2 separate regions of the Homo sapiens genome follow, and region 2 is linked to region 1. The links are chromatin loops, found by intact Hi-C in ENCODE. Cell type or tissue: CD4-positive, alpha-beta T cell. All regions are shown on one strand.

Evidence for each region. Hi-C counts contacts between places; a loop is a spot of excess contacts. Peaks named below come from ENCODE experiments on the same cell type or tissue, not always from the same donor. Only the 100,000 strongest peaks of a DNase experiment are listed, where the experiment ranks them.
Region 2: it touches region 1 in a loop (5-fold over the local background); 2 of 110 quality-filtered maps call a loop at or near these places.

What each region holds. Positions count from the first base shown.
Region 1 is chr17:68,439,478-68,447,477 of GRCh38, forward strand. It overlaps WIPI1 (WD repeat domain, phosphoinositide interacting 1), which reads right to left. Exons shown (of 13, transcript NM_017983.7): 4 at 5,016-5,112. It also overlaps a transcript of ARSG not described here and a transcript of PRKAR1A not described here. Among named protein-coding and RNA genes, the nearest start is that of WIPI1, 14 kb to the right of the region's middle. In CD4-positive, alpha-beta T cell, no CTCF peak of the experiment used is centred here; no DNase peak of the experiment used is centred here; H3K27ac peaks cover 794 bases.
Region 2 is chr17:68,493,221-68,501,220 of GRCh38, forward strand. It overlaps a transcript of PRKAR1A not described here. Among named protein-coding and RNA genes, the nearest start is that of PRKAR1A, 15 kb to the right of the region's middle. RefSeq lists a silencer at 5,327-5,510. In CD4-positive, alpha-beta T cell, no CTCF peak of the experiment used is centred here; a DNase peak (open chromatin) is centred at 4,971; H3K4me3 peaks cover 478 bases.

The DNA.
Region 1 (8,000 bases):
GGGGGCATAGGGAGTGATGGCTTAGAGGTACAAGGTTTGGGGCGATGAAAATGCTCTAAAATTAATTGTGGTGATGGTTACACAATTCCGTGAATATACCAAAAGCTATTGAACCATGCATTTTAAACGGGTGAATTGTATAGGATGTGAATTTTATCTCAAAAAAGATTTTCAAATTTTATTTTAAGGCATGTTTCAGGAATATTTATCTGGTTAGAGATAGGCTGAGGACATGAGTTCAAGACTGAGGTCTGCTATGTACTGTGAAACTCTGGCCGAGTTATTTGCTGCTCTTTCAGGCCTGTTTCCTGTCTGTGAAATGAAGGCTACCGTGATATAGAGGTCTTTCCAGATTTAACACTTCAAGATGCCAAGCCTTCGTTTCTTACTTCTTCCCTCTGAAAATACTGGGCGTGTCTTTGTGGCAGAGAGAGCTAAGCAGTCTTGGAGCAGAAGCCTTGGACGCATACCTCCAGCTGTGCTTCAGAGTCTTATGTTAAAACATAAATATTCCCAGAAGGGAAGAAACGTTTAAACTTTCTAAGCTAATATTGAACTTTCTGCAATACCTATTATAGAACTGGTTGACACTAGATGCTAACAAGAAAGGGACAAAGGATAAGAGTGAGGGCAGGCATACTCTGACACATACCACTTATTTGACAGTTTTGCCTCCAGGCTCGCACCTCTACCAATCCATCTGAATTTAGACAAGGAATCCTGCCTTCCTACCCTTACAGACTTAATGAAGGTCCCCAGAAAAGCCTACTGTGACTTCCCTATGGCCCAAGTGTCAGAAAAATCCAACGAGCCACACGAATGTATCTTCGTATCTTGGGAACCACCCAAGGCAAGCAAGAAGAGTTTTCCTTAGCTTGGCTATTGCCATTCTGCCAGTCTCCTCTTTCTGTTACAGGTGTTACACAAAGCCTTTTTAAGGAAGGATATGGGCTTTAAAAATATTATTGTATAATATAAAAGTGATGGTGTAGAACATTTGCAAAGCCTAGAAAATATAAGGAGAAAAAAAATCACCCACAATTCTAAAACCCAGAGGCTTTTCACTGTTCTGAACATCTGAGCATATTTTCTTCCAGTCTTTTTTCTACCTAGGAATGAGGTTCTGATGGGGCTTTTGGATGTGTTATAGCTTGACACATATTTTCATAAGTCACTGGCAGCTATAATTCCACTGTAATTGTTTGGCTGTAATTCTTCTACAGCTGGAAAAGAAGTGCCTGCTCTCAACTCAAGAACCAATGGCATCATCAGTGGAATTCAAAGGAAGTCCCATGATTCTAAATGATTCTCATCTTGGTATTTAAAGTATTGCATGTCAAACTTTAGGTAAGTTAACAGTGATTTATAAAATGCAGTTCCCTCTGAGTTGATTAATGTCTCAGGTTACGCTTTCCGATTTTCAAAAATAGAAAGACATCTTCTTTGTACAGCAAATGCCCTATGCTCCTACAAAAGGGAAGCATTTATACCACTTTTATTAGCATTTTCAAACAAGAAAGAGGTCTTGCTGGGGAAGAAACCATGAACTGTTCAATGATCTGCATTGCTGTGTGGTATGGAACGCTCCCTCAATATCCCATAAAAGGTGGTCAGCTCTGTGACCACCTCCTCCATACTGGGAGGTCTGCAGTTGGCAGGACTTTCATGGAGATTTCCACCCTTGACTGCTCAGAGCAGACTGCTGTGCTAGCAGGAAATTAACTTCGAGCCCCTGTCTGGCCAAGCTCTTTAAAGGAAACAGCCTGCAATCTCTGACACAACAGGAACGGGCATGACACAAACAGACAGAAAGAAGGAAATTTACAGCTGCGTTAGATACCAAGTGTGAGGCAACAGGCGAACTCTGTATAGCTAATTTACTTGTAGTTTATGAAGTCAAAATGCATTCAGGATTTGTGTGCTGAAGACAATTAGACGAGTGATTGTGTCTTCCTTCTGTACCCAGCAAGGATTTATAAAATCAACAGTCACAGTTTCCATCTTATTTCTTTGTTCAGAAAATAAACTAGAGGATGAGAACAGATAAGGCGACTCCTGGCCTCTGGGGAATGTATAATTGGCAGGGCGGAGTCCTCTGAAGGTTCCCGAGTGAGGACCTGGTCATGTCACTGAAGCGCAGCTCTGACCTGTGCAAGGCTGTCCTATGGGACAGAGAGGGCTGCGGAGTGAGTCTGACTGCCCGCATGGACAGGGCGGACCCACCTTTGCCCACCCAGGCCACAACCTCAGGTAACGCTCTCCGTGGCAACTCTGGGGGCTAAAAATGATCATCTCCATTTTACTGCAGTAGAAAGGGAGCTCAGGAGAAGTTGAGGTGATAATTATAAACGTGAGCATTTAAAACACCTTGGGCTATATCTCCAAAGAACATCAGAGGTCTAAAAAGACACAGTTTGCTCCTGGTCTTTCAGAAGAAATACTCAACCTATCCCTGGATCCTTTCATAAGGAGGCATTCTTTTATCTGAGACAGAGGAAGTCTCTGCTATTGTTTCTCATTTTTCTTGAGATAAAATCGATTCCCTTTACAAACAATATACACTGTCTCTAACAGGGAACACAAATAGCCCTGCACTTTTAAACCTTATTTTCTCTCTGTTTAAGCTGCAGAAAGTAAGGCAACCAGTGAGTTTTCTGAACTACAGAAAAACAACTATATTTGCTAAAAAATAAGAGTAAATGGTGGCTAAGTATGCTGACTCATGCCTATAATTCCAGCACTTTGGGAGGCCAAGGCGGGCGGATCACTTGAGGACAGGAGTTCAAGACCAGCCTGGCCAACATGGTGAAATCCTATCTCTACTAAAAATACAAAAAATTAGCTGGGTGTGGTGGTAGGCACCTGTAGTCCCAGCTACTCAGGAGGCTGAGGAATGAGAATCACTTGAATCCGGGAGGCGAAGGTTGCAGTGAGCTGAGATTGCACCACCTCACTCCAGCCTGGGCAACAGAGTGAGACTGTGTCTCAAAAAAAAAAAAAAAAAAAGGAGAAACATCTGTTTGCAAGGGAGGGTGCTCAGTCCTGAAGCAACCCTGTCCTCTGGGGGTCAAGTGTGCAACAGGTGTGAGGAGTAAGTGGCATTTACTGTCCACTCCCCTCTCTTCAGAGAAACTGAGAGCCACAGGCAGCTTCTAGCTTTCTGCATGCCCGATGTCCCTCCCCAAATCCCTGAAGGCCCAGCTCAGGCCCTGCCAGCCTCAAGCTCTATGCAGATTCAGGGGCCTCTCATTCCTGATCAGAAGAGCACATGCTCCCTTCAACTGTGTCCGCACCCCAGAGTTAAACATGGTTCCACCCCTGCCAAAGGCTGCTGGCGCACCTGTCTCAGACCACCTCAGACAGACTGTTGAAGGGAACTCGTGACAACTAGATTTTGGGCTCCTGGTATGAGGTTGCCTAATGGTGCCTACTATGGTGCCAAGCACAAAGAATGTCTGCAATAGATACTTGTCCAGATGATTTCAGCCTCTCATTTCTAAGGGAAAAACTTACCACCCACAGCTTCTTCACGTACCGTCTTCCATTTCAGAAAATGTGCTTCAAAGTCATTATCTCACAGAACTCCCTAACAGCCTCAATGGCTTTGTTCTTTTATTTATTTATTTATTTTTAATTTATTCATTGTTTTTTGAGACAGAGTCTCGATCTGTTGCCCAGGCTGGAGTGCAGTGGTGCGATCTCAGCTCACTGAAGCCTCCGCCTCCTGGGTTCAAGTAATTTTCCTGTCTCAACCTCCCAAGTAGCTGGGATTACAGGCACTCGCCACCATGCTCAGCTAATTTTTGTATTTTTTTGGTAGAGACAGGGTTTCTTCATGTTGGTCAGGCTGGTCTTGAACTCCTAACCTCAGGTGATCCACCCGCCTCGGCCTCCCAATGTGCTGCGATTATAGGTGTGAGCCACCGCACCCGGCTAGCTTTGTTCTTTTAAAATATCCTTTTGCCATAGCTGAAATGTGAAAGCACTGAAATCAACAGCCAAGGGCCATTTATAGAATTGGAATGAAGAGAAGGCATCAGAAGTATTTCATGCATGGCAGTTCCTGTGCTGGTCACTTTCACAAACATTACCTTGTTTAATTCTCAGCCAACCCTGGGAGATGGGTATTATTCATAAGGGAACCAAGGTTCAAAAAGTCTAGGTGACTTGGATGGCACCCAGATAGATCTTGAAATTCAGTGAAAGCCAAATAACTCAGAAACAGCAAATAGAAGCAGTTGTTCAATGATACTAAACTGAAATATAATAGAAGCAGTTGTTCAATGATACCAAACTGAAATATAATCTGCAAATATTAATCTGGAGTCATTAAATGTACAAGTTGTTCCAGTGTGCTGACTCCTCACCCCACCACACAATGAAGGAATTCTTTCTTGTTTACTCCTAGCTTGATGAATTCATATAATGTCATCTGCTATTTCAATATAACAAATCCAAACCATTCCTCTTCTTATACACCAGGAATGTATTAAATAGTGTTAAATCCCGAGAATTCAGTAAGGTTTAATATCCTAGCATATCGTCGAAGTAGAGAGATTTCTTTGTCATGTAATAAAACATATTCTTTATGGTTCAGATTGTCTTTTTGCTGGCCATGCAGACACGCCAAGTTGAAACCTGCTTCTAATTATCACGCCTACTCTGTACTGAACGAACCACAAAAAACAATTAGGGGTAAACACTTTTCAACAGCAGATGCTTGAAATCTTTTACATGTCTACCTTACGTGCCTTGACACATTTGCTGATATGGGTCCCAGACAAAGGGTGTTGTTATTCTTGGACTGCAATGAAGGGCACACAGCCCCCCTGCAGGACACACAGCCTGACATAATTTGAATCTGCCGCCATTAAGACAAAGCTTCGAGATAAACCTCACTAAGACTCAAAAAGCAAACACTGCTTCACGTTCGCAATTTGGAGGAAAATAAAGCTTGGGAAAGAAGCACCAGGACATGAAATTTCAGGGACATTTGTTCCATTTTTGGAGCTCACCTGTTGGGTTTGCAGGAATATCCAGGAGGGTCTTCAACAGCTTCATGTCTTTAATGTTGTGAATATAAATGGACTCTTCTAGGCAAACCAGCAGCCTCTGTAATCACACAGACTTATCAGTCTACCGAACCGTTCCTTACAAAGACCCTGACCAAATCCAAATCATTCATCTTTCATATGAGTCCTAACTTGATTCTAAGCCTAAAGCAGAATTTTGATGATGCATTTTGAAGATTGTGTTTATGGATGTACACACATACACATGTAATCATCCACCTGAACACAAGCATAAAATGCAAGATCTTAAGAAATTTTATTAGAAATTAAGATTGTTTTTACTTCTCTCCTTCCTTCTTCCCTCCCTCCATTCCTCCCTCCCTCTCTTCCTTCTCCTTCTTTCCTTAGAACAGGGATCCTGAACACTTTTTTTTTTTTTTTTTTTTTTTGAGAAGGAGTCTCACTCTGTCACCCAGACTGGAGTGCAGTGGCGCAATCTCAGCTCACTGCAACCTCTGCCTCCAGGGTTCAAACAATTCTCCTGCATCAGCCTCCTGAGTAGCTGGGATTACATGCATGCACCACCACACCTGGCTAATTTTGTATTTTTAGTAGAGACGGGGTTTCACCATGTTGATCAGGCTGGTCTCGAACTCCCGACCTCAGGTGATCTGCCCGCCTCGGCCTCCCAAAGTGCTGGGATGATAGGCCTGAGCCACCGCGTTCAACAGGACTTCTGAACACTTTCTGATCAGACCCCCTGTGCCATGTAAGACAATTTCATGTGCCTTCTGTAGTTTCCACTGCCATCTAACAGGCTGCCTTTCAGTGTTTATAGCACAGGTCTCCCTCCTATATAAAAATGGGTTTCTTTGCTTTCTCTCCATCACCAAATCTTAGGTTTTACCCCTCTCTGAATAATTACCAGCTCTAACTTATTTCTACTCAGACTCTCCTCCAGGCCTGCTTTTGGGCCGCTGTCTGAGCCCTGGCAAAGGGAAAAGGAGAAGGGCTTCGGCCCCATTTGAACACCCCAGTGCCCCACGTCCCCACTGTTCCTTCCTGGGCTCCTCTCTCTGGTGCTTGCTCTCCCCACTGCTGCCAGACCCTTCTCTTCCTCTCCACATGAAAGCTTGTCAGGTTCAGAGCCTCTTCCCAATGGCTGTGCTCTCAGCTAAGTGAAAACAGGCCACAGGGTTGATGTATCGGGTGTTTAAAGGAATATAACGCATAGCCCAGTACAAGGGCAGACATCGGTGCTGGTGAGGAGGTGTCAGGAAGGCATTTCTGGTTGGGCAGCTCCTCGCACATCTGAGCAGCTGCCGACCACCCCTGCACATGCCTGACTTGGCTCCCCTCAGGCCAGTGTTTCTTAGACCTGGATGCCCAAGGAGCTGCCCAAGGAGCAAGCCCTGGGCTCTCCCCGGAGATTCTGGTTTGGGAAGTTTTTAGACGAATACCAGGTGATTGCGATGCACACTGAGGCTCAAGAACCACTGGTCTCAGCCAGCTCCTTTTATTCCAGGGAACATCAGCTAGAAGGGAAGGTACCAAAAAATACCACACAAAAGAGGCAGGCTCTGCTCCTGGGAAAAGCCTGCCCTGCTATTCCCCAAGGAAGACTATCCATGGCTCAGAATGATGAAGGTCATCAGTGTTAACCAAGCAGAAAAATAAAATTTAAACACATTTCTCAATTTTTTTTTTTTCAGACAGGGTCTCGTTCTGTCACCCAGGCTGCAGTGCAGTGGCAGGATTACAGATCACTGTAGCCTCAACCTCTGGGGCTCAGTCCATTTTCCCACCCCAGCCTCTCGGGTGGCAGGGACTACAGGTGTGCGCCACCATGCCTGGCTAATTTTTTGGTATTTTTTGTAGAGACCCGGGTTTCACTATGTTGTCCAGGTTAGTCTACCTCCTGAGCTCAAGAGCTCCTCCTGCCTCGGCCTCCCAAAGTGCTGGGATTACAAGCATGAGCTACTGTGCCCAGCCCTTTCTCAGTTTTACCTAAGGCTCTGTCGTAGGTCTGAGACTGGGGACTGAGGGTTAAAAAAATTCTAACAGGTTCTCAAAATTGATGATAAATATGAGTGTTCCTCTGTGAAATATTCTCTGACTTATCCAATCACTGTGCCTTTTGCCAGCACATGCCGTGGTTAGAACTACGTGGTTCTATGCTTCCTTCTGTTCAGAGGTTTCTGATATCCTCTTGTGTCCCCTCCCAGCCCCACACCCAATCCCTGGGATAGCGGGGCCTTGACATATGCCTCTCCTAGAAACAGCATCTACATCTAGCCCATCTGATCTGATCTGCATTTTTTTCCCAAGAGCTCTGATGGCACCATCTGCTCTGCGGCTCACTCAGCTGAATTTCAGGTCACCCTCATGCTGGCTGCAGATAAGACTAAACGCAGAGGGAAACAGAGAGAAAACACTGGGAGGGAACGAGGATGCACTCTTAGTTCGTGTGAGAGCATGCTTCTGGGGTGGGCACGATGCTGCTGATTGCTTTTTTAACTATCAGTTTTCAGCCCCCGCAGAACCATGGTCTTGCCTTCAACTCAGCTCCTTGTCTGTTGCTTTGAATTTCATCTACTTTTCTAGGTTTTATAAGCAATAACTCCTTTTATCAATTACAAAATATTTATAGCATCTGCCCTAGAACACCACAGATTTGGCCTCAGAGGCTTCGAGCCAATCAGCCTCCATCTGGATAGCAAGGGCCCCTGGGAGGAGACTGCAAAAGAACTGTAAAAGTATGCAAATCTAAATACATCATACAGCTGTCTTGATTCCATAAAATATATTTCCTCAGTTCAATACAAGAGAAATAACATTAACTAAAAATGAAACATATGACAATTCCTAAGTGTTCTTCTTTTTTAAATTTTTAAATTTTTATTTTTTATAGAGACAGGGTCTTGCTGTGTCACCTAGGCTGGAATGCAGCAGCGTGATCATAGCTCACTGCAGCCTTCAACTCTTGGG
Region 2 (8,000 bases), 54 kb after region 1:
GCAAACCACCATGGCACACGTTTACCTATGGAACAAACCTACACATCCTGCCCATGTACCCCTGAACTTAAAAGTTGAAGGGAAAAGAAAGCTTTAGAGCAGGAACAAAAGGAAGGAAAATACACTTGGAAGAGGGCCAAGCAGGCAACTTGAAAGGCAAGTGCTGTGTAATATTTTTTAAAAGTTAAGTTGTCCATATAAAAAAATTAAATAGGGAGAAGCTCATGGAATAGCTGATTCCCCCCGCACGTGTTCTTACTTTTTTGCAGCCAAGCCTCGGAGTGGCCACTCCCGGCGCTGTAGCAATCGCTTCCCACTTTGTCTCCTTGCCAAACTATTCTTTGCACTGATGCCAAAGATATTTTTCAACTTGCAATTTTTTTTTTTTTTTGAGACAGAGTCTTGCTCTGTTACCCAGGCTGGAGTGCAGTGGCGTGATCTCGGCTCACTGCAACCTCCGCCTCCTGGGTTCAAGCGATTCTCCTGCTTCAGCCTCCCAAGAAGCTGGGATTACAGGTGCGTGCCACCATGCCCAGGTAATTTTTGTATTTTTAGTAGAGATGCGGTTTCGCCATGTTGGCCAGGCTGGTCTTGAACTCCTGACCTCATGATCTGCCTGCCTTGGCCTCCCAAAGTGCTGGGATTACAGGTGTGAGCCACGGCACCTGGCCCAACACGCAAATTTAATAGTATCTATTTCCTACTTAAAGCCCTTGAGTGGAAAAGCATGAAGATAAATGGAGAATGTGGCAACATCGTCCATCAAAAATTTTGAAAGAAAATTCTTCACAACGTTGTGAATAGTTTCTAGGTGGGAGGATTATGGATGATTTTAATTTTCTTTTTTGTATTTTTCTATATTGAAAATGTTTAAAAATATATAATCAAAAATGCCATTTACTGGCTCCCTGTTCTAGTTGCGGCACATTAAAGACAGCCAAAGAGCTTTAACACTCTTTCCGTTGACGGACTGGGTTTAATTCCCTTCCCCTTGAATCTAGGCTGGCCTAAGTAATTTGTTTGAGTAAGAAAATATGGGCCGAGTGTGGTGGCTCATGCCTGTAATCCCAGCACTTTGGGAGGCTGAGGTGGGTGGATCATTTCAGGTCAGGAGTTCGAGACCAGCCTGGCCAGCATAGAGAAACCTCATCTCTACTACAAAAATACAAAAATTAGCCAGGCATGGTGGTGGGAGCCTGTAATTCCCGCTACTTGGGAGGCTGAGGCATGAGAATCGCTTGAACCCAGGAGTTAGAGGTTGCAATGAGCAAGATGGCACTACTGTACTCCAGCCTGGGAGATAGAGGGAGACTTTGTCTCAAAAAATAAATAAAATAAAATAAAATAGCAGGAGTGCTGTGCTGGGACTTCAAGGGTAAGTTATAAAAAGCCATGCAGCTTTTGCCTGCCTCTCATGGAACATTCTGTCTGGTAGCCCTGACCACTGTGGAAAAGTTGGATACCCTGAGACTTCTGTAATGTAAGTGCCCGGCAAACGGTCTCAGCTGGGCCTGGTATATCAATCCTCCCCACCAAGCAGAAGCCACTTGGTATCCTTCAGACCAGCCCATCCTCCAGGTGAATGCCACCCCTGACCTCAGTCGACACCACATGGAACAGAAGAATCCCCCTAGCTGGGCCTGCCAAATGTCCTGCTCCACAAATGAGATATAATTATTGTTTTAAGCCTTATGTTAACTTGTTAGATAGCCGTAGATAATTGGAATTCTATTAAACAAAGAAAGTCTTCTTAGCAGGGCTAAGATCCTCCTAGATCTGGCCTCTGTCTACCTTCCCTTCCTACTGTACTCTTCTTTATATCTCAGGCTCTTTTTTTTGAGACTGGGTCTTGCTCTGTTTCCCAGACTCGAGTGTAGAATATTTTAGCCTTGAACTCCTGAGCCCAAGAGGTCCTCCCGCTTCAGCCTCCCGAGTAGCTAAGACTACAGATGTGTGCCACCATGCCCTGCTAATTTTTTTAAAAGTTTCTTTTGTAGAAATGGGGTCTCACTATATTTTCCAGGCTGGTTTCAAACTCCTGGCCTCAAGTGATCCTCCCACCTTGGCCTCCCAAAGTGCTGGGGTTACAGGTGAAAGCCATCATACCTGGCCCCAGGCTTCTTCTAGGTTCCTGAACCAACTATAGTCTTTACCTTGGTGCCATTGTCTATACCAGCCTCCTTTTCTTATTTATTCCATTTGCCTGGACTGACGTTCCCATCCTTACTCCATTCCTCTGTCCTCACCTGTCTATCACACCACCAGCTCCTCCATCTCCCTGGTAAATTCTTGTTGAGCTTTCAAAATTTACCTCTGATGGTGCTTCTGGAAAGACTTACTTCTTCCCATACAGGGTTCTATATCTTCTCTGTGCTAATGTTTGTATTGCACGTGCTTCTCTTATTATACTCATTTACTCATCACATACATTGTAGCACATTTGTTCTCATGTCTATTTCTTCTACTTATCTGTGTATTAGTTTCTTTTGATGCTATAACAAATTACAGAAAACTTAGTGCCTTAAAACCATACAAATTTATTATCTGGAATTCTGAACCTTAGAAATCCTAAATGGGTCTCAATAGGCTGAAAGCAAGATGTTGGCAGGGCTGCATCCTTTTCTGAAGGCTCTGGGGGAGAATCTGTTTTCTTGCCTTTTATAGCTTCTAGAGGCAGGCCACATTTCTTGGCTCCTGGTCCCTCTCTGCGTTTCCTTTCCTTTCCTTTCCTTTCCTCTCCTCTCTCCTCTCCTCTCTCCTCTCCTCTCCTCTCCTCTCCTCCCCTCCCCTCCCCTGCGCTCCCCTCCTCTCCCCTCCTCTCCTCTCCTCTCCTTTCTTTCTGATGGAGTCTCACTCTGTCACCCAGGCTGGAGTGCAGTGGCGCTATCTCGGCTCACTGCAACCTCCGCCTCCCGGGGTCAAGCAATTCTCCTGCCTCAGACTCCTGGGTAGCTGGAATTACAGGCGTGTACCACCACGCCTGGCTAATTTTTGTATTTTTTGTACAGATGTGTTTTCATCATGTTGGCCAGGCTGGTCTTGAACTCCTGACCTCAAATGATCCACCTCCCTTGGCCTCCCAAAGTGCTGGGATTACAGGCATGAGCCACTGCGCCCGGCCCTCTCTGCATTTTCAAAGCCAGCAATGGCCAGATGAGTCTTCCTAATGCTGCATCACTCTGATACTAGCTTTCTATCTTCCTCTTCCACATGGAAGGACCCTTGTGATTACACCGGCCACGTCCAGATAATCCAGGACAATCTCTGTATTTTAAGATCATCTGATTAGTAACCTTAAATTCATCTACAATATTAATTCCCATTTGCCATGTACTGTAACACTTCAACATGTTTTTGGGCAGTAGGACGTGGACGTTCTTGCAGGGGTCATCATTTGGCTGACTGCAGTCTGTGAGCTCCTATGGTAAAAAGGCTGTGAACTATGTATCACTCTCCTCGAATGTAGAACAGAAGTCTGCTATGTAGTATATGAGGAAGACATGATATTTGTTCAAATGGAGTTTATATTCTAAAAGAAGGGGTCAACAAATTTGGATCTATCACCTGTTTTTGTACAGCTCTTAAGCTTAGTTTTTACTTTTTTTTTTTTTTTTTTTTTTTTTGAGACAGGGTCTCACTTTGTCACCCAGGCTAGAGTGCAGTGGTGCAAACACAGCTTACTGCACTTGACCTCCTGGGCCCAAGTGATCCTCCTGCCTCAGCCCCACAAATAGCTGGGACTATAGGCACACACCACCATGTCTGGCCCATTTTTGTATTTTTTGTGGAGACAGGGTTTTGCCATGCTGCTCAGGCTGGTCTCGAACTCCTGAGCTCAAGTGATCTGCCTGCCCAGGCCTCCCAAATTTCTGGGATTACAGGCGTGAGCCACTGTGCCTGGCTGTATATTTTTCAGTGGCTAAACAAGCTCGAATGGAGAATGATATTTTGTGACATAAAAATTAGATGAAATTTACTTTAAAGTGTCCATAAGTCAACTTTTATTGGAACACAGCCATGCCCATTCATTTATTTGTTGTCTATGCTGCTTTCACACTATAGTGGTGAAGGTGAGTGGTTGCAACAAAGACCTTATGGCCACAAAGTCTAAAATAATTACCTATTTGACCGTTGACAGAAAAAAAATTGCTAGTCCCCGTTCTAGAGGGAACTTTAGAACTTTCTGTGATTGTGGGAATATGCTGTATCTGGGCTGTCCAATATGGTAGTCACTAGCTACAGCTGGCACTTGAAATGAGGCTAGTACCCCTAAGGAAAAGACTTTTAAGCTTTATTTGATTATAATTAATTTAGATTTGAAGAGCTCCCTGTGGCTAGTGGCTACTGTACTGACAGCCCTAGGAGATGAGATGATAATTATGAAGATGCTGATAAAAATGTGATAATTTACCATGTGCCAAGTGCCGTGCTAAGAGAACAAGGATGATGCTCTTATGATTCTCATTTTACAGATGAAAAAAAACTGAAGCTTAGATGGATCAAGTATGTTGCCCAAGGTTACACAGCCAGAGAGGGGCAAGCTAGAACCCAGGGAGGTTGACTCCTGAGCTGTTGCTCTAACCATTAGGCTATGCTGCCTCACGAAAGACAAGACACATAGACATTGAATTGTAACATGTGAGAGAATATAATGAGTGCTATGAAAGAAGCAACAACAAGGCAGAGAAATAATTAAGGGGAAAAACTTCTGACCAGGGAGGGAAAAGACACCTTCTTCATGGGTGCCAAACTACTTAAGATGGGCTCTAAAATTTGGGCAGGATTTTGATTGACACTTACATGCTTGTAAGCTAGATGGATGCAACCACCTAAACACAGGTGTGATGGGGGAAGTAAAGGGGGGGTTAAGGGATTGGAAAGCAGTCCACTTTGAAAATTCATGCCACACCTTTGCTAGCAAAGGGCCACAAGTTTTCTTGGCAGCTGGTGCACTTCCTCTTTTCTCTCCGTAACGACCATGTAAATGACCTTGCCTTCGTTTTCACTTTGACTGGAAGTTTAGCTTCAAACTTGAGCTTAACTTGAGCAAGAGCAAGGAACCACACAGCTTGAATATTTGAGTTTCTTCTCCTTTCCTCCCCAAAAGCTCAATTTCTGCTCTGATGAGTGTTTTCTCTGGTCTTAATATTTGTTTTTATCCATATTTTAACATCATTTCATTACGTATTTATTTCTTGCAATGCCCCTGGGTCGTTTTGTGAATACGTGTGGGTATAAATGACAGAATAGGTTCTGGTTGTGGGAGGATGTGAACCCAGGGAGATAAATTGGAAAAGATAAGTTGGTGTCAGGCACTGGGTACAGTCAGGGTCAAGGAAGCTGGTGGGTGCTCCTGCCTTTGAGAAATAGCCTGAGCCAGTTAGGTGCCATCCCCATGCCCTTATCTCCTGCAGCCTTGGCTGCAATCCTGGCAGCTCCCCACTCAGTTCTTGGAAACCTGGCAATTGGCCCTAGTTCCATCCCACGCCACTGCCCGCTTGCTTCCTGTGCTGGCTCTGATGTCTGTTGACATCTTCTTCGAGTGTTAACTCCCAAACATCCTCAGTTTCAGTCTTGTTATTGGCATCAGGGGACACACTGGCATCCTACAATCTCTCTAAAGTACAGGCCAATCAGATCCCTCTCCTCTTTAAAGGTCTTCTGTAGCTCTCAGGTGGAAGTCCAAGTTCAGTAGCTTTGCTTAGGGTCCTCGTTCACACCCCAGCTCTGCCTCTTCCTCACTACATGACTTGGGCAAGTTGTGTAACTTCTGTATGCCGGAGTTTCCTTATCTGTAAAATAGGAACAACAATAGTACGTACCTCAAAAGGTGCTGTGAGGGTAGGGTGTGGGAATCTATGTGAAACCTCACAACGGTTCCAGGCACAGAAGATCTCTCCATGTGTTATTGTCACTGTCATGAGCTCTTCAGACTCACCTCTTGCCAATGCCCTTCACACAGTTTCTGGCTTCACATCCAGTGGAATTACTTGTAGTTTCCTAAATGTCCTCCAGCCTGAATTTGCTCATCTTTGGGTGTTCTGCACATTTCCTCTGCTGGAAAGTGTTCCTTCTCCCTCTTAACCTATTCTTCCTCATTCTTCTTATATCAGAGAGCAGGGATGTCATGGAAGTAGAAGGGAGGAAAAGAGAGAGAGAGAGAGAGAGAGAGAGAGAGAGAGAGAGGAGGGATATAAGTAAGCAAGACAAACTCAGCAACAAGGGATGAGAAAATATTCAGAAATTGGGTGCTGATTTGCATTCCAGAATCCAAATCTAGGAGCAGGCAGGGCTGGGACAGCAAGCCAGGCTTCCGACCAGATGGGCTATCCATCAGGGTTGCTTACTACAGCTCACTAATGACCATTATTAAGACCATTGCATGTAAAATGTTTATTTCAAGGTGGAAAATGCACGTTGGGTTTCTCAGAATAGGTGTTGGAATTTCTACTACAATTTTCTTCAGTATACAGAGGAGAATTGCTTGTGTTGGTCCTCTAGAGTTAAGATTGCCACCGTGCTATAGAGTAATGAGTTGTAAGTGGTGGCCACTGATCACAGCTCTTTGCTGTGGGCTGCCACCCCAGCCAGTGGTGTAGGTGAATCAGCGTTGGTCAAAGTATGGCCAGCCAGCCCAGGCTCGCCATGCAGTTACGACTTTTGACTAACTGACCACAGTCACTCTTTCATGGCCTTCCCTTCTTGGATGACATGAAGACCATACATTAACTAACAGGTCACTTCCTAATCATCCAAACAGGAACCTAGAGATTTTTATACCCAGGACAGGATATGGGACATATATCAGCCAGAGTTCTTATTTGCAAACAAAGAAACATAACCTAGGTGATCTAAGTAGAATCAGAATTTATTGATTATATACTGGATGACTCACAGACTTCTGAGAAGGTTTGAGAACAAGGCTTGAGGGCTGTACCAATTGGAAACAGTTCTCAAAATCACACTGATATGGTTTGGCTGTGTCCCCACCCAAATCTCATCTTGAATTGTAGCTCCCATAATTCCCACGTGTGTGGGAGGGACCAGGTGGGAGATAATTGAATCATGGGGGCGGTTCCCCCATACTATTCTTGAGGTAGTGAATAAGTCTCACGAGATCTGATGGTTTTATAAGGGGAAACCCCTTTCACTTTGTTCTCATTTTCTCTCTTGTCTGCCTCCATGTAAGACATGCCTTTTGCCTTCCGCCATGATTGTGAGGCCTCCCAGCCACATGGAACTGTGAGTCCATTAAACTTCTCTTCCTTTGTAAATCACCCAGTCTCGAGTATTTTTTTTTTTTTTTTGAGATGGAGTTATTTTGCTCTTGTTGCCCAGGCTGGAGTGCAATGGCGCGATTTTGGCTCACTGCAACGTACACCACCTGGGTTCAAGTGATTCTCCTGCCTCAGCCTCCTGAGTAGCTGGGATTACAGGTGCCCACCACCACGCCCGGCTAATTTTTTTTCTATTTTTAGTAGAGATGGGGTTTTACCATGTTGGTTAGGCTGGTCTTGAACTCCTGACCTCAGCTTATCCACCCTCCTTGGCCTCCCAAAGTGCTGAGATTACAGGCATGAGCCACGGCGCCCGGCCTCAGGTATAACTTTATCAGCAGCATGAAAATGGACAAATATACACACCGTGAAAGTGCTCAGGTAAGGACACTATTGAGGATTTGTTCCCTGAGATGTGAGTAGAAAAGCAGTTAATGGAAACAACGCAGTTTTCACATTCTGTATATTTTCCCTGTGCCTTTTGATACAAGTTCCAAAGGAACATTTAACAGCATGACAGCTTCCTGTTTATTTATTCTCTCATCTCTTACTGGTTGGTCAATGCACATAAGTCCATGTGGAGAGAGCTCGGAGCATACTCCTCCTTGACGGTGGATCAGAAGTGTCATCTTGGTTTCCAGTATCCTGCCTGAGCTGTGAATTGCCCTGACTCTTCATTTCTCACTCTGACTCTCTGCAGCATCTGTCTGCTTCTCAGAACAC